Linked DNA regions of Homo sapiens: region 2 is linked to region 1. Evidence: chromatin contacts called from ENCODE Hi-C or POLR2A ChIA-PET data. All regions are on one chromosome and are shown on one strand. The core of a region is the stretch at or near the end of the contact, and the rest is flanking DNA. Distances in the headings are between cores, read along the strand shown.

Region 1 (4,297 bases), core at 604-3,103:
TGCATGTTCTGCACATGTATCCCAGAACTTTAAGTTAAAAAATAAGCCAGGCGCGGTGGCTCACGCCTGTAATCCCAGCACTTTGGGAGGCCGAGGCGGGCAGATCACCTGAAGTCGGGAGTTCGAGACCAGCCTGAGCAACAAGGAGAAACCCCATCTCTACTAAAAATACAAAATTAGCTGGGCGTGGTGGTGCATGCCTGTAATCCCAGCTACCCAGGAGGCTGAGGCAGGAGAATTGCTTGAACCCGGGAGGCGGAGGCCATGGTGAGCTGAGATCACGCCACTGCACTCCAGCCTGGGCAACAAGAGTGAAACTCCGTCTCAAAATAAATAAATAAATAAAAATAAAAAGAGAGACTAATACAGTTGGAAAAAAAAGATTAGGCAGGACTTGTTGAGTGATTGAATATTGGCTGGAAAGGAGGCAAGGACAATCCCAGCTGTAACCTGGGTACATGGAGAGAAGAAGCAGGCCACTTTCCACACACCCACCTTGATATCCTCCTTGGTAAGCCGCGGCCAGGCCACCTTTTCCTTCCATTTTCTCACAAAACAAGTAATAGAGCGGGAAGAGCGCTTATCCTGGGAGTCCTGCCAGATAGAGAGCCTCATTCTTAGGGTCTGGGGTTTAGAATTAATCTCCAGTTTCCCTGGGCAGCCCGGTTTCCATCCAAACCTTACTGTCCCATTTCACCCTTACCTTGGAGTTCACTTTGGCATAGAACTCAATCTCATTGTACAACTCCACTCCATCGGCATTCTTGCAGCTGAGGAGACAATGAAGCTGAGGAGATGCGGAATACTCCGTGTGGGGACATTAGGAAAGGGGTAGATTCCTGGGAAGCCAGGCCCTCGGACGGCAGGGCCACTACCTGAACACAATGCGGTGATCCTCAATAAGCACGTGGACATCGGTGCTGTCCTCAACACAAAACTCCATGAACACATACCTGGGCCTGTCGTACCACAAGGTCCGGGCGTGCTGCCTGAAGAGAAGTTGAGGTGTGGCTTCATAGGGGTGGGAGAGGGAAGACTGAGGTCATTTGGGAAGGGACTACCCAGGGACCTTTGATGCCACAGTTTTTTCAAAGTGGAGCTAAATGAGACAGAAGGGGTGAAAGGGAAGGGAATGACAGGAGTGGGTGGGTGTGGTGAATGTGAACCTGGGAAGAATAGAACGTGCAAGACTAGGAAACTAGGAGGTCAGGGAGAACATTCAGGTCACACCTTCCCTCACCCCACAGTTACAGAGACCAGGGGTCCGGGGCTCCCGTGGGGCCTCACAGAACCTGGAGCGCCCAGAAGACTTGGAGCAGGGAATCTCCAGGGAAAAGGGCCAGGGGGAGCACCGGAGCCGGAAACACTCACCGTGCCATTGCGGCTCCCGCTCCAGGGTGGCATTTAGAGTTCCAGGCAGGGGCCGCTATCTTTAGATCCTGGGGACGCCCCCAGCAGCTGCCTCTCCTTATATGGTCGGGAGAGCAGTTGAGAGGAAGAGAGAACATGACCTGGCAGCCAAGGGATCTGCACTCTGGAGATACTCTGGGACAGCTTCATCCTTGCAGCCCTTCACCGTGGGGTCTTCAGAAATGCATAGACTATGAAGAGACAACCCATCTGCTGGAACCAGGGCAAAGGCTGCCCTAGACGCTACACACAGGGAATGACTTTTCCCCGGTATCATTCACCTGTTTCTCCGACGCTTACTGCTCAGTGTCTGATTCACAATAGGCGCTCAATAAAACATTATTGTCCTGAATTAAATTCCCGGGGAAGGCGCGCCCTCGGGGACTTGGGTACTTCAGGCCCCGCCCACCACTCCCCTGGGGTTCCAGGCCACCGCGCCGTTGCCATGGCAGCAGGGGGGCGCGGCTGACGTGCGGTGGTGTTTCCGGGAAGATGGCGGCTGTCGAAGCGGCTGCAGAGCCGGTAACGGTGGTGGCGGCTGTTGGGCCAAAGGCGAAAGACGAAGAGGAGGAGGAAGAGGAGCCGCTGCCACCGTGCGAGGCGGTGCGCTGGGCCCCAGTGGGGGCGGTGGCGGAGGCCCGGCCTGGGGCAACCGCGTTTTTAGAAGAGGCGACGGCCGAGGAGCCTGGCGCGGCCCCGGGCTCCCCGCCGGATTCGCCGGGCCGGACGCTGCGGCGGCTGCGGGCAGAGCGGCGGCGGCTGGACTCGGCGCTGCTGGCGCTGTCCTCGCACTTCGCGCAGGTGCAGTTCCGCCTGCGCCAGGTGGTGCGCGGGGCGCCGGCGGAGCAGCAGCGCCTTCTGCGGGAGCTCGAAGACTTCGCCTTCCGCGGCTGCCCTCACGTCCTAGGTTACGAAGGGCCCGGCGACCCCGCCAGCGATGAGGGCGATGGGCTGCCAGGGGACCGGCCATGGTTGCGGGGCGAGGACCAGGTGAGTGGCTGGAGCCGGGCCGCGAGGAATATGGGAATAGTGGGGTCGTGTGGGTGGCGATCCAGACCCGGATGATGGTGCATGCGGGGAGAAGCCTCCCCGACTCGGTCGGTGAGTACGTGTGTCGGAGACCAGGGGACTGGAGTGCGGGGCCGGCTGAAGGGCAAGAGGACAGAGGCCTGGGAACCTGAGGGTGAGCGGTGTGCACGGAGGATGTGGAGAGATGTCGGTGCGTGATGACGTGAGTGGTAGAGGAGCGGTGAGCGAAGTGAGTCGTTGAGAGGGCAGCAGAGCAGCCAAGAGCAGTGCTGCGCCCACTCACCTTTCCCTCACGTATCTCAGTCTTGAACACTTTGGCTGCTAGAGGACCCCGACTCTGGGGATTGGGAAAATTGGCAAAGGAAAGGAAAGTGAGTTGGAATCCGTGGAAATTTAGGTTAACTCCCTGTCCCTGCTTTCCTGAAATCTAGGCAGTCTTTACACTTCTTTGGGTGGGAGTTTGGATTAACAGCAGGGTCTCTTAGTAACTGAAATAAACACAACTCTTGATTAGATAAATTTCCTAATGTTGGAATTTTTCCTTTTTAAGAGACGGGAGGGTCTTGGTATGTTGCCCAGGCTGGTCTCGAACTCCTGGTCTCAAGCCATCCTCCCGCCTCAGCCTCAGGACTACAGGCGTGTGCCACCGTGCAGGCTATAATGTTGAAATTTTTAAACTCTTCCTCCATCCTGCTTAATCATTAGGCATTCTGAATGAGGTCCTCTGATAACTGACAAGATCGATTCAGTGTGCCTACCCCAGAAGTAGTGAAACTATGTATAAGACACCAGGTAAACGTTTCCTTACAAGCTTTGCATCTCTGGAAGTGCACAAAGTGCTGGCTTTATTGGAAGTGTTGAGGTACACTGCCTTTTCACTTTTTTTTTTTGAGACAGAGTCTCACTCTGTCACCTAGGCCAGACTGCATTGGCGCAATTTCTGCTTACTGCAACCTCTGCCTCCTGGGCTCAAGCAATCCTCCTGCCTCAGCTTCCCCAGTATCTGGGACTACAGGTGTGTGCCACCACACCCAGTTAATTTTGTTTATTTTTTGTTGAGGCGGGGTTTCACCACATTGCCCAGGCTGGTCTCGAACTCCTGAGCTCAAGCGATCTGCCCTCCTCAGCCTACCAAAGTGCTGGGATTAGAGAAGTGAGCCACCATGCCCCATCCCTTTTCACCATTTTATTCTTCAAACTACAATCTACATGTGGCTTTCTTCCCACTTACATTGGTTTTAGCCAAGAAGATTTATCAAGCAGATAATGATTTGTTTATTTTAGTCTGAACTGTTTCCAGTGCAATCCTGTGTTTACTGTTCCACCCTTCTCCACATACCTGCAACTCCTTACACAAGGAGCAGCCACCTCAAACTGTCAGATTTAAGGGCTAGAAAGGGGTGGACAGCACCAAAGGTTCTACATGATAGGAAACTCTGTTGTTCATTTTCACCTTTAGAAACAGTAGGCCAACCCCATTTTCCATGATGTGATTATGACACATTGCATGCCTGTAGCAACATTTCATGTACCCCATAAATATATACACATACTATGTACCCATAAAAATTAAAAACTAGCCCAGCGCAGTGGCTCACGCCTGTAATCCTAGCACTTTGGGAGGCCAAGGCGGGCGGATCACCTGAGGTTGGGAGTTCGAGACCAGCCTGACCAACATGATGAAACCCCGTCTCTACTAAAAATACAAAAAAAAAAAAAAAAAACTAGCCAGACATGGTGGCACATTCCTGTAATCCCAGCTACTCGGGAGGCTGAGGCAGGAGAATCGCTTGAACCTGGGAGGCAGAGGTTGCGGTGAGCCAAGATCGTGCCATCGCACCCCAGCCTGGGGCAACAA
Region 2 (4,297 bases), core at 892-3,391, 1.1 Mb after region 1:
TCCAGACATCCCTCCTCAAAGGGATGTGAGTAGGAAGAATTAATTATTAAAGAGCAGCTGGTACTTCAGCACCGACTGCACTACCCCCAGCTCCTATAGCTGATGCCCCCTCCCCCACTATGCGGGAACACAAATGACCCCCGCCCAACATTCCCAGGCCCCATTTCTAAACACACAATTAAGATGCCACCCCTACGGAAGGCAAAGCAAACCTTTGTCTCTGCAGCTACTTGGGGTGGGTGGGGCATGTGAAACTGCTGCCCCCCTCCAAATTACATGATCCAGCCAAAGTAGGAGGATATATTGGAAAAGAAGGGGAGGCTGGCACAGAACTAACATTTCCTCCATCCTTGCCCCCAAGTAACCCACACTTGAGATCTGTCTCTCTGGTCTCTGGCATGCCCACATTCCCAGGACAGAGTGGAGATACTGGGGGCCCATTTCTCTAACTCAGAGAGACCCCTACTGCTTTGTCAAGAAAGCCCAGATCCAAGTTCAAGTGAAGAGAGGGCAAAGAGAGGAGTCAAGAAAAGAGGAAGGAGACAAACCAAGATCTCCCCAAGCTTTGTGTTTAGGGAGGGAGAGGAAGGAGGGAAGACTGGAATGAAGAAGCAGGCAGCCCCCAACATGGCTCATCCACCATCCAGCCCAGCCAGCCTAGCCCAGCCCAGCCCAGCCCAGCATCTCAACAGCCAGCATAGGCTCAGGGTGCCTAGGACTGGGGAGACTGAAGACCATGCCTGCCTGCCTACATCCTCTGAAACTAAGAGGAAGCCAAAGGCAGGACCCAGACCCAGACTGCAATCCTGCAAGGCAATCTGGCTAGGGGTCCCTCTGACCAAGACTCCTGGATCTCACCCTCCCCCCCACCTCCTTTTGTTCCCATAATCTGGCTCCATCCTCCCCTCCCAGTTGGACACTGAAACCAATCACCACCACCTCCCCAAGCTCCAAATCTAATCCCAGATCCCAAAAGCATGGTGGTCACTGACTGAGTGATGGGTCCCTTTTGCACCCTCCTAAAAGCAACTGCAGCTGTTACCTTTCCTCTTTAGGGACACACCTCATTTCAGAAGGGGTATCAGCCAGGGGTATCAAGTGGTCATCTCCTCTCCCAAAGGAAGCACCCAACCTCCCCACTTCAACAGCCCCCACCAAGCTCCCAGATTAATTACTTACACCCAGCCAGTTCTCATCTTCCCCAGGGCCCCAGGGAAGGGTGGGGTGGAGAAGCTGACTCCCCCCAAGTTAATAAGGCACTGGTAGTGCCCCCGCTTCCATGAGATACAGATCCAGGATGAAAAATGGGGGGCATCCACCCAAGACAAGAAGGGGTTGGGGGGGAGCTCCATTTCATCTCCTAGCTCTCGCATCCTGGCTCCAAGGTGTCAGACAGGAGAAGAGGGTGGCAACAAACGCAGTAACGCCTCACAGGAGACGGGGTGAGAATAATGGGAGAGAGAAGTAAGGTGGACTCCGCAGTCCCCCTCCTCATGCACGGAAGTCAAGGACATAAAATCAAGGATGCGTTCGTAGCTATGGGGAGAAGCGCTCTGGGTGGACAGCACCCCTCACCTCAGAGTACCAAGAAAGGGGTGTCCAGCGAAGAGGGGTCTGCACAGAATCCGGGTGCAGGGCTCAAATGGCTCTGCAACGCAACATGCGCCGCCAGGGAAGGGGCAAATCAGACAACCCCGGCCGGTCTCCGAGCCATTTGGGGGCGCAGGGCGCGAGAAGGCGGGCCCCTCCCTTACCTGTAGGGAAGGCGCCCCTGTCTGGGAGGGGCAGGGAGGGGCGCGCGCAGCAACCCCGATGTCCCGCTCACGGGCTGCCGATGCTCCCGGGGGGCGCCGGCTGGCTCCCAGGGCCGGGAGGAAGGAAGGGGGGCGCGGAGCGCGGCGCGCGCGCTGGGAGCCCGCGGACAGAGACAGCAGGAGGAGGGGGCGCCGCCTCGCGTCCCGGGGTCCGGGGAAGATGGGATCTGGGCCGGGGCGGCGCGCTCACCCGCTGCGGCTCGAGCTCCGGCTTCGCGGGCGGCGGCGGCAGCAGCGGCGGCGGCAGCGGCGGCAGCACCTCCTCGACGGCTCCTCCATCTTTGCGGCGGCTCCTCCGGCTCCGCTCGCCGCCGCCACCAACAACAACATTCGGAGACGTCACTCCCGTCACGTGACCCGACCCGGAGCTAAAAATAGACCCAGACCCCCCCCCCAGCCCCCCCCGCCTTCCCCTTGCCCGCAGCCACCACCAACCCCTCCCCTGCCTCTCGGCCCTCCCCGCCGGGCGGGGCCAGCGACGCCATCGTGACAGCTCCTTAAAGGGCCAGTGCCCAGCACAGGGTTCGGCCGAGACGGGGTGGAAGGGAAGGGATCGGAACCCAGCGAGCAGGAGTGGAAGGATCGCTGCAGGGGCCGAGTATGGATGCTGGGGCTCAACCTTTGGATTGTAAAAGTTTCCTCCTTGCGCTCCCCGGACTTTCTTTTCAAAACGTGGATGGTGCAATCGTCGCTTGCCTAAGCTGCTCCCCTAACACGCCCTCCCGCGGTCGGGGAGGGGACCTGGGGATAGATTCCCAGGGGCTGGGAGGGCCACCGCAGCCTCTGCAGCGGGGCCTGGCTGCGGGTGGATGGTTCGGACAAGTCTCGAACTCGCCAGCTCTGACCGCACACACTGCATCCGTGCCAGGGAAAGAAAAGCCTGGGAAAGGCCAGGGTATGGCTGTAACACTCCAAGGCCTTCAAAAGGGCAGACCAGCAGACCAGGAGCCGGAAAGACTTCCCTGACTTTGGTGCCATCCACGCTACATCTCCTCTTGGTACACAGTATGAACATGTTTAATTAGACCTAGACAATTTGTCAATGACCCAGCAATTCCACTAACAAAAATGTATTCCAAATAAATAAACGTTGTTATGTTAAAAAATGAACATGAGATTGTTTGTAATGATGTGAAAAGTTGAAAACAACCTAAATATCCATCGATAGGGAATTGGCAAGCAAAGCAGGAGACATTCATTCAGTAAAATATTATCCAGACATTAAAAGTTTTATAGGGGACCGGGCATGGTGGCTCACGCCTGTAATCCCCGCACTTTGGGAGGCGGAGGCAGGCGGATAACCTGAGGTCAAGAGTTTGAGACCAGCCTGGCCATTATGGTAAAACCCCGTCTCTACTAAAAATACAAAAAAATTAGCCGGGCGTGGTGGCAGGCGCCTGTAATCCCACCTACTCAGGAGGCTGAGGCAGTAGAATCCCTTGAACCTGAGAGGCGGAGGTTGCAGTGAGCCAAGATCGTGCCATTGCACTCCAGCCTGGGCAACAAGAGTGAAACTCTGCCTCAAAAAAAAAAGTTTTAAAGGGGCCAGGTGCATTGGCTCTTGCCTGTCATCAATCCTAGCACTTTGGAGGCCGAGGCGGGAGGATTGCTTGAGCCCAGTTCAAGACCAGCCTGGGTAACATGGCGAGACACTGTCTGTATTTTAAAAAAGAGGCCGGGCGTGGGCCGGGCATGGTGGCTCACGCCCGTAATCCCAGCACTTTGGGAGGTCGAGGCTGGTGGATCACGAGGTCAGGATGTCGAGACCACCCTGGCTAACACAGTGAAACCCGTCTCTACTAAAAATACAAAAAATTAGCCGGGCGTGGTGGTGGGCGCCTGTAGTCCCAGCTACTTGGGAGGCTGAGGCAGGAGAATGGAGTGAACCCGGGAGGCGGAGGTTGCAGTGAGCAGAGATCGCGCCACTGCACTCCAGCTTGGGGAACAAAGCGAGACTCCGTCTCAAAAAAACAAAAAACAAAAACAAAAGAAGAAGAAGAGGCCAGGCGCGGTGGCTCACGCCTGTAATCCCAGCACTTTGGGAGGGCGAGGCGGGCTGATCACAAGGTCAGGAGATCGAGACCATCCAGGCTAACACGGCGAAACCCTCTCTACTAAAAATACAAAAAAAAATTAGCCGGGTGTAGTGGCGGGCGCCTGTAGTCCCAGCTACTCGGGAGGCTGAGGCAGGAGAATGGCGTGAACCCTGGAGGCAGAGGTTGCAGTGAGCCGAGATCACGCCACTGCACTCCAGCCTGGGCAACAGTGTGAGACTCCGTCTCAAAAAAAATAAAAAAATAGCCGGGCGCAGTGGCTCATGCCTGTAATCCCAGCACTTTGGGAGGCCGAGGCGGGCGGATCACGAGGTCTGGAGTTCGAGACGAGCCTGACCAAAATGGTGAAACCCCGTCTTTACTAAAAATTCAAAAATTAGGCGGGCGTGGTGGTGCACTTCTGTAATCCCAGCTTCTCAGGAGGCTGAG

Evidence for each region. A loop is a pair of places that touch in the nucleus more often than their neighbours do. ChIA-PET counts read pairs that join two places held with the same protein, here RNA polymerase II (POLR2A). Pooled maps may share reads with other maps.
Region 2: a pooled map shows a loop between it and region 1 (4-fold over the local background). The contact joins the promoter of HDAC5 here to the promoter of PTGES3L-AARSD1 in region 1. A Hi-C loop is called at or near these places in 3 of 50 pooled maps. POLR2A ChIA-PET finds 5 or more read pairs at or near these places in 2 of 52 experiments (A549 and B cell).

Annotation. Positions count from the first base shown.
Region 1 is chr17:42,978,675-42,982,971 of GRCh38, forward strand. It overlaps PTGES3L-AARSD1 (PTGES3L-AARSD1 readthrough), which reads right to left and starts at 1,854. Exons shown (of 17, transcript NM_001136042.2): 1 at 1,372-1,854; 2 at 876-989; 3 at 704-770; 4 at 496-594. The coding sequence starts at 1,508. PTGES3L (prostaglandin E synthase 3 like) reads right to left here and starts at 1,406. Exons shown (of 7, transcript NM_001261430.2): 1 at 1,372-1,406; 2 at 876-989; 3 at 704-770; 4 at 496-594. The coding sequence starts at 1,379. RUNDC1 (RUN domain containing 1) reads left to right here and starts at 1,891. Exons shown (of 5, transcript NM_173079.5): 1 at 1,891-2,400. The coding sequence starts at 1,903. RefSeq lists an enhancer at 1,818-1,887 and a silencer at 1,958-2,207.
Region 2 is chr17:44,121,500-44,125,796 of GRCh38, forward strand. It overlaps HDAC5 (histone deacetylase 5), which reads right to left and starts at 2,142. Exons shown (of 27, transcript NM_005474.5): 1 at 2,005-2,142. RefSeq lists silencers at 1,834-1,973, 2,024-2,123, 2,194-2,253 and enhancers at 2,344-2,503, 3,650-4,149.